Linked DNA regions of Homo sapiens: all the other regions are linked to region 1. The links are chromatin contacts, found by Hi-C or POLR2A ChIA-PET in ENCODE. All regions are on one chromosome and are shown on one strand. The core of a region is the stretch at or near the end of the contact, and the rest is flanking DNA. Distances in the headings are between cores, read along the strand shown.

What was found. Hi-C counts contacts between places; a loop is a spot of excess contacts on that map. ChIA-PET counts read pairs that join two places held with the same protein, here RNA polymerase II (POLR2A). Pooled maps may share reads with other maps.
Region 2: a map of K562 shows a loop between it and region 1 (3-fold over the local background). The contact joins the enhancer-like site here to the promoter of DDC in region 1. A Hi-C loop is called at or near these places in 5 of 168 maps with a recorded cell type or tissue (Caco-2, K562, PC-9 and 1 more). POLR2A ChIA-PET finds 5 or more read pairs at or near these places in 3 of 52 experiments (Caco-2, SK-N-SH and activated CD4-positive, alpha-beta T cell).
Region 3: a map with no recorded cell type shows a loop between it and region 1 (2.9-fold over the local background). The contact joins the enhancer-like site here to the promoter of DDC in region 1. A Hi-C loop is called at or near these places in 2 of 168 maps with a recorded cell type or tissue (CD8-positive, alpha-beta T cell and endothelial cell of hepatic sinusoid), 2 of 37 single-sample maps with no recorded cell type and 4 of 50 pooled maps. POLR2A ChIA-PET finds 5 or more read pairs at or near these places in 3 of 52 experiments (MCF 10A, Panc1 and SK-N-SH).

The regions. Positions count from the first base shown.
Region 1 is chr7:50,564,155-50,568,363 of GRCh38, forward strand. DDC (dopa decarboxylase) reads right to left here and starts at 1,251. Exons shown (of 15, transcript NM_001082971.2): 1 at 1,131-1,251.
Region 2 is chr7:50,465,861-50,470,069 of GRCh38, forward strand. DDC (dopa decarboxylase) reads right to left here. Exons shown (of 15, transcript NM_001082971.2): 13 at 1,354-1,455. Among named protein-coding and RNA genes, the nearest start is that of FIGNL1, 18 kb to the left of the region's middle. Within about 2 kb of position 2,316, at least 2 of the 41 ENCODE cell types and tissues checked have a DNase peak (open chromatin) inside an H3K27ac peak, as active enhancers do.
Region 3 is chr7:50,630,603-50,634,811 of GRCh38, forward strand. All of the region lies in intron 7 of GRB10 (growth factor receptor bound protein 10), which reads right to left. Among named protein-coding and RNA genes, the nearest start is that of DDC, 67 kb to the left of the region's middle. Within about 2 kb of position 2,374, at least 3 of the 41 ENCODE cell types and tissues checked have a DNase peak (open chromatin) inside an H3K27ac peak, as active enhancers do.

The sequences.
Region 1 (4,209 bases), core at 1-2,500:
TCCCTGGTTTCAAAAATGTCACATATCCACTTTGCCAGGACTTCCAGGGTAGAGTTCTATAGGGTCATCTTCATCCTACACCGCATCCAGATAAGCACAGGGAGCAAGGCTGAATGCTGGAGGGACTTACCCCAGCCATGGGAGCAGCGCTTGTCGCCCTGGACCTACACACTGGATTGCTTGGCTGCCCGACAGCACCAAGTGCAAACGGGCTACATTCACATTTCGTCTCTGCCAGCTGCAAGATCTTATGCCATCCTCCTCCCCTCCTCTGGCTGTTTGCTCACTTGTGAAATGGGGATGTGACTGGAGGTGAAGAAGGCAAACCTTCTAGACAGAGCCCAATGTAAACTGACCACTCAGAAGTAATGGTTTTAACTCACGCATGATGGAGAGCAATGATTTCCATCGATTAAGCTTTGATTCTTATATACTTCCGACAACAGACTTAAAACCAGGAGAACTTCGACTCCTTGAAGTCGATAACCGAACAATTCTCCCAATAGAAATTCCTATCCGCATATGTTTTCAGATGGGAATTGTACTCAGCATGGCAAGTTGGTGGGAAAGATCTTCTAATTCTCCTCAAATCACACTGCATAGGTAGACACCAAATTGACCTCTAAGTAAACTATAACATACACCAAAAGGAGAGAGCCCTGACGGAGCCTCAGATGTTATAAAGGGAAGGGCAGAGTTCACATTTACTAATCACCTCCATAAAATCATGGGATTTAATCCTCACAAGGTAGATACTAAGAAAATCCTCATTTACAGAAGAAACAGAGGCTGGGGGAATAAAATACCCAACACCATCCCTGGTGGTGCATGGAAAAAATAGAATCACATCTGGCCCGCATTTGCTACTGAGCCAGTCATGAAATCATTCCCAGCACCTATCAAACATGTGTCACTGGAGTGACTGTGTGTGCATGGAGAGCCACCAAGTGCACAGCCCCCACTGAACAAAAACCCCTGCCAGCCTGCAGCAGAAGAGAAAGCACCACACAAGCTCCCTCAAGTGAGTTAACCTTTAAGCAAATGTTCAGTAACATGGGGCCAGAGAGTCAAGGTACATGTTGCTGTTTTCCACTACTACAATCTGAGTAGGTATAAAATCAGAGACTTACATGCTGGAAATTCGAATTCCTTACAGGGCTACTCTCCTTGATGGGATTCTCCAACTTTGGGGACTGAAGAGCATGTGGAGAAGCTGCTGAGGCACTCGGCACTGAGACAGTCACTCTTCTTGAAACTCCAAGCCACACGTTTCCCTCTTCTTGCATTTCCAGCCACATGTGCCAGTTAAACATTAATTCCTGATGGTGACAAAGGTCAAGGAAATCTTGAGAAATAGCTCGCCTCTGGGAATCCTGAGAGCACATTCTGAAGAGACTGTTTCATTCCAAATCCTGGAAGCTTGGATCTTTCTTATGTAATTCTACATACATCCCATCTTTTACTAAGCAGCCCTGATTTCAAGTTTGGAGCCCATTAAGTCATCTGATATGTTCCAGCCCTGCACCAGGTGATGCCTGCATTGCACACAGCCTCCTGCCCCTGAAGGCAGCCCCAAAGTAAGCCTGCACTTCCCGGTGCAGCACTCAGCAATATGGGTAAGATTTCCAGGTTCAGATATCAGCAGAACCCAGGAACTCACCTTCCTTCCCCAAACCCATCAAAATCATAGTTGAGATGCATGAAACAATACTCTGAGTGGAATTTGGACAAATTTATAAAAAAACCCCAAAGTCGATAGAATTTTATGAGAGCACAAAGCAGGGCTGAGAAAGCCACATTGAGAAGTTGAGCAGGCACAGCCTGCAGGGATCTTAGGAGCTGGTCTTTCTGGCAGACCCCCAGCAGCTCCAAGCGTGGGGCTCAGTGGGTGTGAAGAGCAGAGTGAGAGTGAGGCTGGCTGCGGGCAGCTCATTAAAGGACTGGAAACAAGGCAGAGAGGGCTGTCACTAGAGCCATTTGTCACAGGCTAGATGCAGGGAAGAGCTCTCCTTGCTCTATCCTAGGGGACTGGAGCAGGCTGGGGCGGGGCACCTAGGGTTCCTATTGTTAGGACTGGAACTGGAGAGAGAAGCAGAGTGACATTGAGGAGTCTCAAAACCTCCACAGGAGCCATTGGAGGAAAGAGGGAAAAGAGAAAGAATGGCAAGTGAGCCCTCCAATGACGCACACCCAAATGCTCCCGCCTGGGGTCTCACAGGAGCTGAGAACCGAAGAAGTGATTGTCCTTGGTAAGGGGAAGAGTGAGGGAAGGGCTCCAAAGAGGGAACAGCCTCTGCAAAGTTACTGAGGATCAAGCTCGGCATCTCCCAGGCCCTGACAGAAGGCCAACTCCTAAGGACCATTCAAAGTAGGGGAGGGGGAGTCTTGCAAGCCACGTTACGTAATTTGTATCCCCCCAACTGTAATAGAAGGCATTGAAGTGTTTCTAGAAAGCAGTAACCTTAGCTTACTTATGGTTTAAGATCACTCTGGCTCTGGGGTAGAAAATGGATCAGAGGGAGATAAGGGTGAAAGGGTTAGACCCTTTAAGTTGGACCACCAATTCCCACCACATTCCTTGGATTTCTGCACTTTCCTGCAAACCAGGAGTGAATTCAAGTGAATCCATTCTAGGAGATGGGCTGGGGGAGGGAGGGGGGGCTTGAGATGAAGAAGCGTGCTAATATTCCCCATAAGTGCGTGTGTGTGTGTGCATGTTAGGAGGTTGCTGGACAAGGGGAGGAGTCAAGGGGATGGAACGACTACCCAGTGATGAAGCCAGTGGGCAGGGGATGACGGTCATAGACTGAGAGGAAGAAGACTGGGGTGGACCAGTATTGGGTGTGGGGAGGTGAAGGACACCAAGGATTCAGTTTGGGAATTAAATTTCAGATATCCACAAATCGTGTGATTTGAGATGTCCAGTACAGCTCAGAAAAAGAGGCCCAGACAGGAAATAAAGTTATGGGTTGAAAGTGTTTAGATGATATTTGAAGCAATAGGACTGGAAAAAAAACATCCATAGAGAAGAGAGACCTCAGTTTTGAAATCCTCAAAAAAGTGAACTAGTAGTGTCCAACTACTGAGCAACAGTTATCTCTCAATAGAGAAATCTACATAGGAATCAGCATCCGTTCCCAGAAGGGACTCTTTTTACATTTCCTTTCTTCTTGCAGGTGTGGGATTTATGGGGAATAGGGGTGAGGCTTCGAGGACCAAAGAAAGAAATCTAGGGCAGGATTTCCCAACCATGGCACTTTATCAGTCAGGTTTCTCCAGAAAACTGGAAATAATAGGATATGGATATAGGAATATAAGAAGAGATTTATTGTAGAAATTGGCTCATGTGATTATGGAGGCTGGGAAGTCCCACAGTCTTCCATCTACAGGCCGGAGAACTAGATAAGCTGGTGGTGTAATTCATCCTGAGTTTGAAGGCCCAAGAGCAGGAGAAGATGGATATCCCAGCTCAAGAAGAGAAAGAATTTGCCCTTCATCCACCTTTTTGTTCTATTCTGGCACTCAACAAACTGGATGTTACCAGCCCACACTGGTGAGGATGGATCTTGTTTACTTTCTGGAGATTCCAATGCCAATCTCTTCCAGAAACACCCTCATGAACACAACCAGAAATCCTGCTTTACTGGCCCTCTGGGCATCTCTTAGCCCACTTCAGTCGACACATAACATTAACCATCCCAGCACTATTACATTAAGGGTGTATAATTCTCTGTGATGGGAGCTGTCCTGTGCATTATAGAATGTTTAGCAGCATCCGGCTTTTACTCATTAGGTGCCAGTAGTCCCCAGTTGTGACAACCAAGAATGTCTCCAGGCATTGCATGTTTCCTGGTGGCAAAATTGCCCCTGGTTGAGAAAGGCTGATCTCGTGTGACCTTGTAATGCCCCAGGGCAGGGGAAGGTAGCATGGGTTGCAGCCAAGGCTGTTCCTGGAAGAGGGTGAGTCTGCTCTTCCACAGGAGCAGCAACGGCCATCTCTCATGATGCCAGAGTGGCCTGCAGTCAGTCGCAACAGTGTGCATGTTGCAGGAGGGAGACTGCAGGTGCAGACGTGACTGTGAAAGAGATTCACAGTGCACCTGAGTGTGGCTCCTGGGAGCAGAAGAGACGGGGCTTCCTGCTGAGACCACTGTGTGCCAGAGCAAAGTGGGCACTGGGGGCTTTGCTGAGGCCATGGGTGAAGAGAGA
Region 2 (4,209 bases), core at 1,066-3,565, 97 kb before region 1:
TGGACTGAGGCTCCTCCCACAAACATCCAGAGCGTGTCTTGCCCTCTCGGTCCTCTGTGCACCTCCCAGGTCTCATCACTTTGTGCTCTTCCAAGGGCTCAAGTCTCCTCTCCTGCTCTGCTACCTGCAGGCTTTCCCACGGCTGCAGCTCCTCCTCGCCTCAGAGCTCCAAGAGTCAGGTGAGGCAAAAGGACATAGTAGGTGGAGTGGCAGTGCCACACTCTGACTGGCAGCCCCTTGACAATGACACTGACCCCAGCCTGCTCCTTCTCCTGAGTGCTGTCTTTAATTTGAACAAGGAAGCCTCCTGGAAAGGCTTGAAATGATTGTGAATTAAAAGCTACCTCAGCCGGGCGCAGTGGCTCACGCCTGTAATCCCAGCACTTTGAGAGGCTGAGGCGGGTGGATCACGAGGTCAGAAGTTCGAGACCAGCCTGACCAACATGGTGAAACCCCATCTCTAAAAATACAAAAATTAGCTGGGCGTGGTGGCGCACACCTGTAATCCCAGCTACTCAAAAGGCTGAAGCAGGAGAATCACTTGAACCCGGGAGGCAGAGGTTGCAGTGAGCCGAGATTACACCACTGCACTCCAGCCTGGGCAACAGAGTGGGAGACTCTGTCTCCAAAAAGAAAAAAAAAAAAAAAAAAAAAAAACCTTATAAACCAAACAGAGCATTTGGTCTCACCTGGCTCTGTGTACACAAGGGAGATTACCAAGGGGCATGTGTGCAGTGCATCTTAGAGCCTTTTTGAGAACTGTATCATGATTCTCAGTAGAGATGGCTTATGCCCCAACCCGTGTGGGCCAGCCTGCCCTCACCTGGTGAATGCACAGCATCAGGCAGCAAAATAACAGCACGCCACAACACAGTGTCAAACAGACTCCTGTGTGGGCATCTTGTAAAGGTGCGCAGCCAGCAGCTCTAGGGTGGGGCCCAAGACTGGCTTTTCTAAGGAGCTCCCAGACAATGCTGATGATGCTGATGCTGTTGATCCACAGAAGACACTCAGATTAGTGAGGCTATGGACAGGCCGCTGTCCTCCAAGGAGGGCCAGTGGCAGAGGTGTGGGATGGAGCCTTGAGGAAGGAAAAATGGTAAAGATTCTGCGGCCAATAAGCTATGTAAGTTAGAAGTCTCATGGCAGGCTTGAGGAAGCGGGAACAGCCGCTGTGCGTGGAAACAAGGCTGTGTAGCATGGGGCAGGGCAGGCCGGTGGGCCAAAGAATGCAGGCTTTGCTCTGCCATCTCTGGAGAGCCAGTGCCAGTGTTTGAGCATGGAGGTAATGAACAACACTTTCCCCTCTGTCACATTCACAGAAAATGAAGAATGGAATAGATGTAGACAAACCTTTAGCCGAAAGCAGACAAGCCCCAGAATGACTTCCACACAGATTTCAAAGCGGGGATCCTGGCGCACCAGTGACTCAAACTCATGGGACAGCTGGACATGCTTCAAAGAGGAAAGGGAAAATCTGTTTTTCTCATGGCCATTTAATTCAGAACTTAACTACCTAGAAAACCTTATTAGACTGCCCATGTATAATTCATTTAGACGCTCTTGGCAATTTTCCTCAAGTGCTTTTACCGTTCACTGACCAGCTGTTTCCAGGCAGGCTAAGAAACTCATTCCCTACATTAGCACAGGTCTAGTGTCCTCAGAACACCAATTGTCATTTTCTTCTGTTCATGGGACTATTCTTATCCCACCCAAACTGTCTTTTATAATGTTAGAATAAACACCGTGAGGAGGTATTTGATCATTCTGGAAGAGACAATGGCTAATGCCCATCGAGTTGCTCCTCTGTGCTTGAGGTGCCAGCGCTCACCACTGCGGCATCCTCAGGACAGCCCACAACACAGAAGATATCATGATTATCCCCATTTTGGAGATAAGAAAACAGGCTGGGAGAGGGTGAGCGACATGCCCAAGGTGCACCCGGAGGCCTTGGCTGAGCTAGGATTCTAAGGCAGCCTGATGGAGCTGCAGCTCTGTGGCTGCCACAGCTGTTGCTCCTCCTCCGCGTTTGCCACCTAGAGCTGGGCATCCTGTCCGCTCTGTCACATTCAGAAACGGCCTTCCTCTCATTGAATATCACACTGACCTTATTTCACTTCCAAATAGTTATAGAACTCAGAAGCTATTCAGACAGCATGTGATCCTAGGAGAAGGAGCCCTCCGTGGCGTAGGCCCGTGCCTTGCTCATTCTAAGCCCGCGGATACAGCAGGGCCCCCATGTTGCAGGTGCTGGGGAGGACCTGCGGAAACGCGGCGCCTCGCGGGCAGGGGGTGGCTGGGACAAAAACACGTGTCATACGAGTGGTTCCTCGTCATGCCACCAGAGAGCGCCAAAGACCTCGGCCTCATGGGCGATCCCGAAAGCCGGTTCCCGCCCAAGGAGACAGGCTTTGAGCATCGCTGGACTCTGCTCCTAAGGCAGGATTGGGTCCCCTTTAAGAAAGAAGTGGAGTGTGTTTTAAACAGGAGCCAGCATGATCATAACTAGTTGTCCTTGAGCTTAAAGACGTCATCATTGTGGGGAGATAAATCCCTTATTTTTTGGCTTTCTTTCCCCAAAAAAGCTGAATTCGTCTCAAATGGGTAGAGGGGGATTTCCTACCCAGGAATTCATATACATACTCCTTTCCCAGTTCTCGCCCCCAAACAGGTCCTCATAGTGCTCGGCAGCTCCTGGAACTGTCCTCACCGAAGCTTTGGGAGTAGGCAGTTCATGGCACATCCTAGGCATTCTATGAAGCTTGCAGATGGATGTGTTTATATATGCTGTGCCACAGAGGAGGTGGCTGGGGACACCTGCCCCTGCACACCTGGTTGTGAAGTGGCAACAGGACTTAAAATGGAGGGCTGTTACCATCACTAAGGCTGAATATCATAAGTGTGCTTGTTCCCATGAAGCCTGGGGACCTCTGTCCATCAAGATGAGGCCACAGCTTAGGAAGGACACCAGGATCAGAGAGAGCCAGCAGAACAGCAGCAGGCCTTCTGCAGCTGGCTAAACGGGTGGCTCTAGGCAGATCCAGGCTCATATTCAGGACTCAGTTTCCTCATTTTTTTTTTTTTTTTTTTTTTTGGTGAGACGGAGTCTTGCTTTGTCACTCAGGCTTTAGTGCAGTGGCACAATCTCTGCTCATTGCAACCTCTGCCTCCCAGGTTCAAGTGATTCTTCTGCCTCAGCCTCCCGAGTAGCTGGGATTACAGGTGCCTGCCACCATGCCTGGCTAATTTTTTGTATTTTTTTTTTAGTAGAGACAAGGTTTCACTATGTTGGCCAGGCTGGTCTAGAACTCCTGACTTCATGATCTGCCCACCTCGGCCTCCCAAAGTGCCGGGATTACATGCGTGAGCCACCACACCCAGCCAATTGTTATTTTAAAAAAAAAAAAAAAAAAAAAAGCAGGGGAGTGGGGCTTGGAGCTGATAAGTGGTTCTCAAATTTTAGTGCATAGAGAAGGTGTCTGGTTTGCTTGTTAAAACAGAGGTTGCTGGGCCCCACTGCAGGCCGGCACTGCTGGTCTGGAAGCATGTCTGAGAACCACTGGACTAGGGAATATCTATCTTATTCTGGCAATTTTGGGGGAGAAAAACACAGTCCTTATGTTCTCATAATTGCCATTGCTCAATGAACTTCATTCTTGGCTAGATGTGGCTAAAGCACAACCTATGTGATGTTTCTACTGTGACCATCTTCCTGGACCTGATAACCTGCAATCTTAACGAAAGTGACTTAACAGATCTTATAAATAACCTCATCTCAACAACCCAAACTACAGTCTGGTTCTCTTGCCATGTATTTGCTTATTAAGACATTTGAAGGCCAGGTGCAGTGGCTCACACCTGTAATCCCAGCACTTTGAGAGGCTGAGGTGGGTGGATCACCTGAAGCCAGGAGTTCAAGATCAGCCTGACCAACATGGTGAAACCCAATCTCTACTTAAAATACAAAAATTAGCTGGGCATGATGGCGCATGCCTGTAATCCTAGCTACTCAGGAGGCTAAGGCAGGAGATTCGCTTGAACCCAGGAGGCAGAGGTTGCAGTGAGCTGAGATTGTGCCATTGCACTCCAGCCTGGGGGACAAGAGTGAAACTCTGTCTCAAAAAAAAAAAAAGAAAAAAAATTTGAATTTATTTCTAAAGTCCCGAAAGACCTCCGCAATTTTACCGTGATAAATAATAAAAACAAAGT
Region 3 (4,209 bases), core at 1,124-3,623, 68 kb after region 1:
CTCATGACCAGTTAAGATGCAGCAGGAACAATTCAGTCAGAAAAGCCACCCCTCAAATCCTCAATTTCTTTCTCTCTACTGCAAAAAAGCCCCTAAATAGCAAATTGTTTTTAAAAATAAAACGGCAATATTAAAGAGGGCATAATTATGTCAACAGCATGAAACTCTGTCTTTTTAGAGTTAGTTGGGGGAGGAATGGTTTGCAAAGCTACCCAGGCCTCTGGCTGGCTTGGCACTGAATCCCGTTATAAAAGCCCTGAAGTGCTAATAGAAGGTTCCACTGTTCCCAGACTTTCTGTTGTCACTTTTTACATATTCACTGCATAGACAAAAAAGCAAGAGCTTAATTTTTTTTGCAAACTTAAAGGAAGAAGTTTAAGAACAATTGGAGTTGAAGGTAGATCATTATATCTCCACGGCCCCAAACTCCACTCTGGGGCACCTGGTTTTTTGTCTCAGTGGCCCCCACGGGGTTGTTGTGTGTGTGGGAGTCATTCAGGCCCCTCCTTGCTGTCAATCTTAGCACAGACCCTCACTCTTGCTTCCTGCCACAGTCTTAGACCTTGCTCTTGGATAACTTACAGGCTCAGGGAATCTCATGACTGCATCCAAAAGACCTCCTGACTGGCTGTGAGTCTTTGCTCAAGGCTCAGCAGTAATCGCCTTGTAAAAATAGCAAATGGGGCACTCTCTTTGTCCTCTTCGAGCCCTCTGCAGCATAAGATGTCCCTGGACAGACGGCCCAGCCTCCAGGGTGCACACACTGACCCACAGTACCCGAGATCCACACCTACCCTGAGACCTTCACACAGAAACCGAGACATCTGAGGGCTTCTGGGCCAGCAGCTCTTGCGACCAGTTTCATCCCAGTGCTTAATTATGATCTAGCATACTTTTTAGTTCAAAAGCTCTTTTAGGATGTAATGTAAAATGGAGTTTTTAGTAACTCTGGTAAATACTCGTGGTAAATGTTTTGGAGAAGCCAGGTTGTAATCACAGGGCCAAGTGGAGGCATTCACAGGGTAAGAGAAATTATCAAAGCAGGCAAAAGGTCCCGAAGACGTGATATGAGGTTGTGCATGTGGATGAAATCCTGTTCTGGGTGACCTACCCTACCCTACCTGGCCTCCGAGGGGCCTTGAGGAGAAAGCAGGAAGACTGCTGTGCCAGGAAGGCAAAGGAAGCCTTAACTCCACGCACATGTCTCTGCCCCTTTGACAGGAGGTGGAGCTATTTCTGGAAGGCAGAAAGCTTGCCCGATGTCACAGAGGTGGAAAGTACTGGAGCCAGGATCTAACCAGGGCTCCCCGCCCTGGCTCTGCTTGCCTTTCTTCTCCACTGCAACCCACTACCCAGCGTGTACCAGGTGGGCTCCAAGGCTTCACACAAAAAGGCTTTTGATTCCATGTGGCCCTGAAGGCCTCAAATTGGGCAGACCCTGAAGCCTGGAGGTTTGGGGTAAATTACATTTACTTCAGACTAGGGCATAACCAACCAGGGTAGGCTAAATTAATCTCACCAAAAAGGAATGTAATTCTGCCATTATTTTTAGTTCTGTTTTAAATTAATGATATTATTTCTTGATATAAGGGATAACTGAAGCACTACACATGATTATATGGCTCTACTCACCATAAAGAGAACACGCATAATAATCCTGTTCAATTATAGTGACTCAAACCTACTTAAAAAAAATGTGCTTAATAGCCTGCATTGTCCCACCTGAAGTGTTTTGTTGTTAGCCTGGGAGCAGTTCAGTGTCCCCCACCACAGCTGAGGCTTGACCCTGAGGCCTGGTCTCAGCTCCCCAGGACGCAGCACACTGCCCAGGGCTATGGAGATGAGACTTGTGGCCTGATTTCAAATACTGGAGGAGCCCCCACTGTCTGAACACAGCAAAGAGTGTGGCGCAGGTTCAAGGGGTGGCATGGGAGCCGGGTGCCCCACCCTTAGTGAGACCAGACCCAGAAGGGTGTGGCCTGATAGCCTTGGTTTCCGTTGCAGGGAGTCCTGAGGTCCTGAGTACCAGGAGCTCAGGGCAGTGCGGATGACTTGGGAGAAGCCTAGCTGGTTGGGCCAGTTGCTAGGGCTGGATGCTGGAGGGAGAACCACAGGGTTGGGGGAGTGTGAGCTGGCAGTCTCCAGGGCTACCTGCTGGGCTAAGCATCCCAGTTGCTCCTCCTACTGAAGAGACTCTGTTGCGCAGGAAAGGCAACTGTGCTGCACACTAGAGGGTTGTCCCAGTGGCCTGAGAGGTGTCCCTAGACCCCCGCCAAGGTTGGTGCTTGTACCTGCCCTGGAGAGCCTGGTCACGGGCTTGCCAGACCCAGCCATACCCAGCTCTGCCGCCCCCAGCCAGGGTGGTGGCAGAGTGCAGGACGGGATCCCTGGGAATCCCGCCCATGGCCAGGGAAACCCTGGTATTTCCCCACATCAACAAAGGCCAAAAATTCCACTGCTATTATTGCAACTGCCTCTCAACTGCAAGCGCCACCTACTGGCCTGTAGGGTGAACTGCATAACTCAAAGTAATTCCTGCTGACAGTATACAGCGGTGGGGGATGAGATAAGCCTCCTGAAACCTCCACCTCCCCATTTCTCTGTAGGAGACAGTGAGTCTGACCACTGGTCCAGCACACTGTTACTACAACCTACAAACAACTAGCATTTGAGAAAACCACTACACTAAAGCTATCTATAACCAAGTAATTCATAAAAGCCTTGGCCCCCTAAAACTACAGAGAAGCCAAGACAAAGGAACTTAACCAACATACAGAACAGTCACATCCTCAAGGTGGGGGAGGGAAGAAAAAATACCAAGCAAATGAAAGTAAATTCAAAAATAAGTAGTGACCGCTTCTACAGATGAGAAGAAACCAACACAAGAACTCCAGCTCCATGAAGAAACAATGTTGTGACATCCACATTAGCCCTCTAGCAATGGCTCCTAACCACAATGAAAACTTTGAAATGACAGATAAAGAATTCAAGATATGAAGTGTAAGGAAGCTCAATGAGAGCCAAGAGAAAGTTGAAAACCAACACAAAAAAACCAGAAGAGTAATTCTGGAGATGAAAGATGAGATAGATATATTAAAAACAAACAAAACAACAACAACAACTTTTGGAAATGAAAAGTTCACTAAAGGAATTTCAAAAAACAGTTGAAAGCTTCAACAATAGAGTAGACCAAGCAGAAGAATTTCAGAGCTTGAAGACTAGTCTTTTGAATTAGCCCAGATAAGAAGAAACAACAATTTTTTAAAAAAGAATAAAGCCTTTGAGAAATGTAAGATTATTTAAACCTAGGACTTATAGGTATTCCTGAGGGAGAAGAAAAAAAATAAGTTTGGAAACATATTTAAGGGAAATAATTCAGGAAAATTTCCCCAAACTTGCTAGAGATGTAGATATGCAGATACAAGAAATTCAGAGAACCCATTAGAGATACTACAGAAGATGCACATTCACCAAAGAATGGTCATCAGATTAATTCAAGGTCAACATGAAAGAACAAATTTCAAAAGCAGTTAGATAGAAGTGTCAAATCACCTATAATGGAAATCCCATTAGACTAACAGTGGACTTCTCAGCAGAAACCTTACAAGTCAGAAGAGACTGGGGGTCTATTTTTAGCCTCCTTTAAGAAAAAAGAAACGTAAGTCAAGAATTTTATATTCTGCCAAACTAAGCTTCAAAAATGAAGGAGAAATAAAGCCTTTCCCAGATAAGCCAATGCTGAGGGAATTTGCCACTACTAGACAAATCCTACAAAAAAATTCTCAAAGGAGTTATAAAAATGGAAACAAAAGGATGATACTCACCATCATAACAGCATACATAAGTAGACAAAGCTCACTGTATAAAGCAATTACACAACTGAGACTACAAATAAACCAGCTAACAACACTATGACAGGAATAACACTTCAAATACCAATATTAATGTTGAACATAAATGGCCTAAATGTTCCATTTAAAAGACATGGACTGGCAAACTGGATAAAAAAACAAGACCCAGCCATCTGCTGCCTACAAGAGACCCACCTAACGGCTAAAGACACCTACAGACTCAAAGTAAATGGGTGGAAAAATATATATCATGCAATGGAAAACAAATGTGAGCAGGAGTAGCCATTCTTATATCAGATAAAACAGACTTTAAGCTAACAACAGTTTTAGAAAAAGAGACAATGAAGGGCATTATATC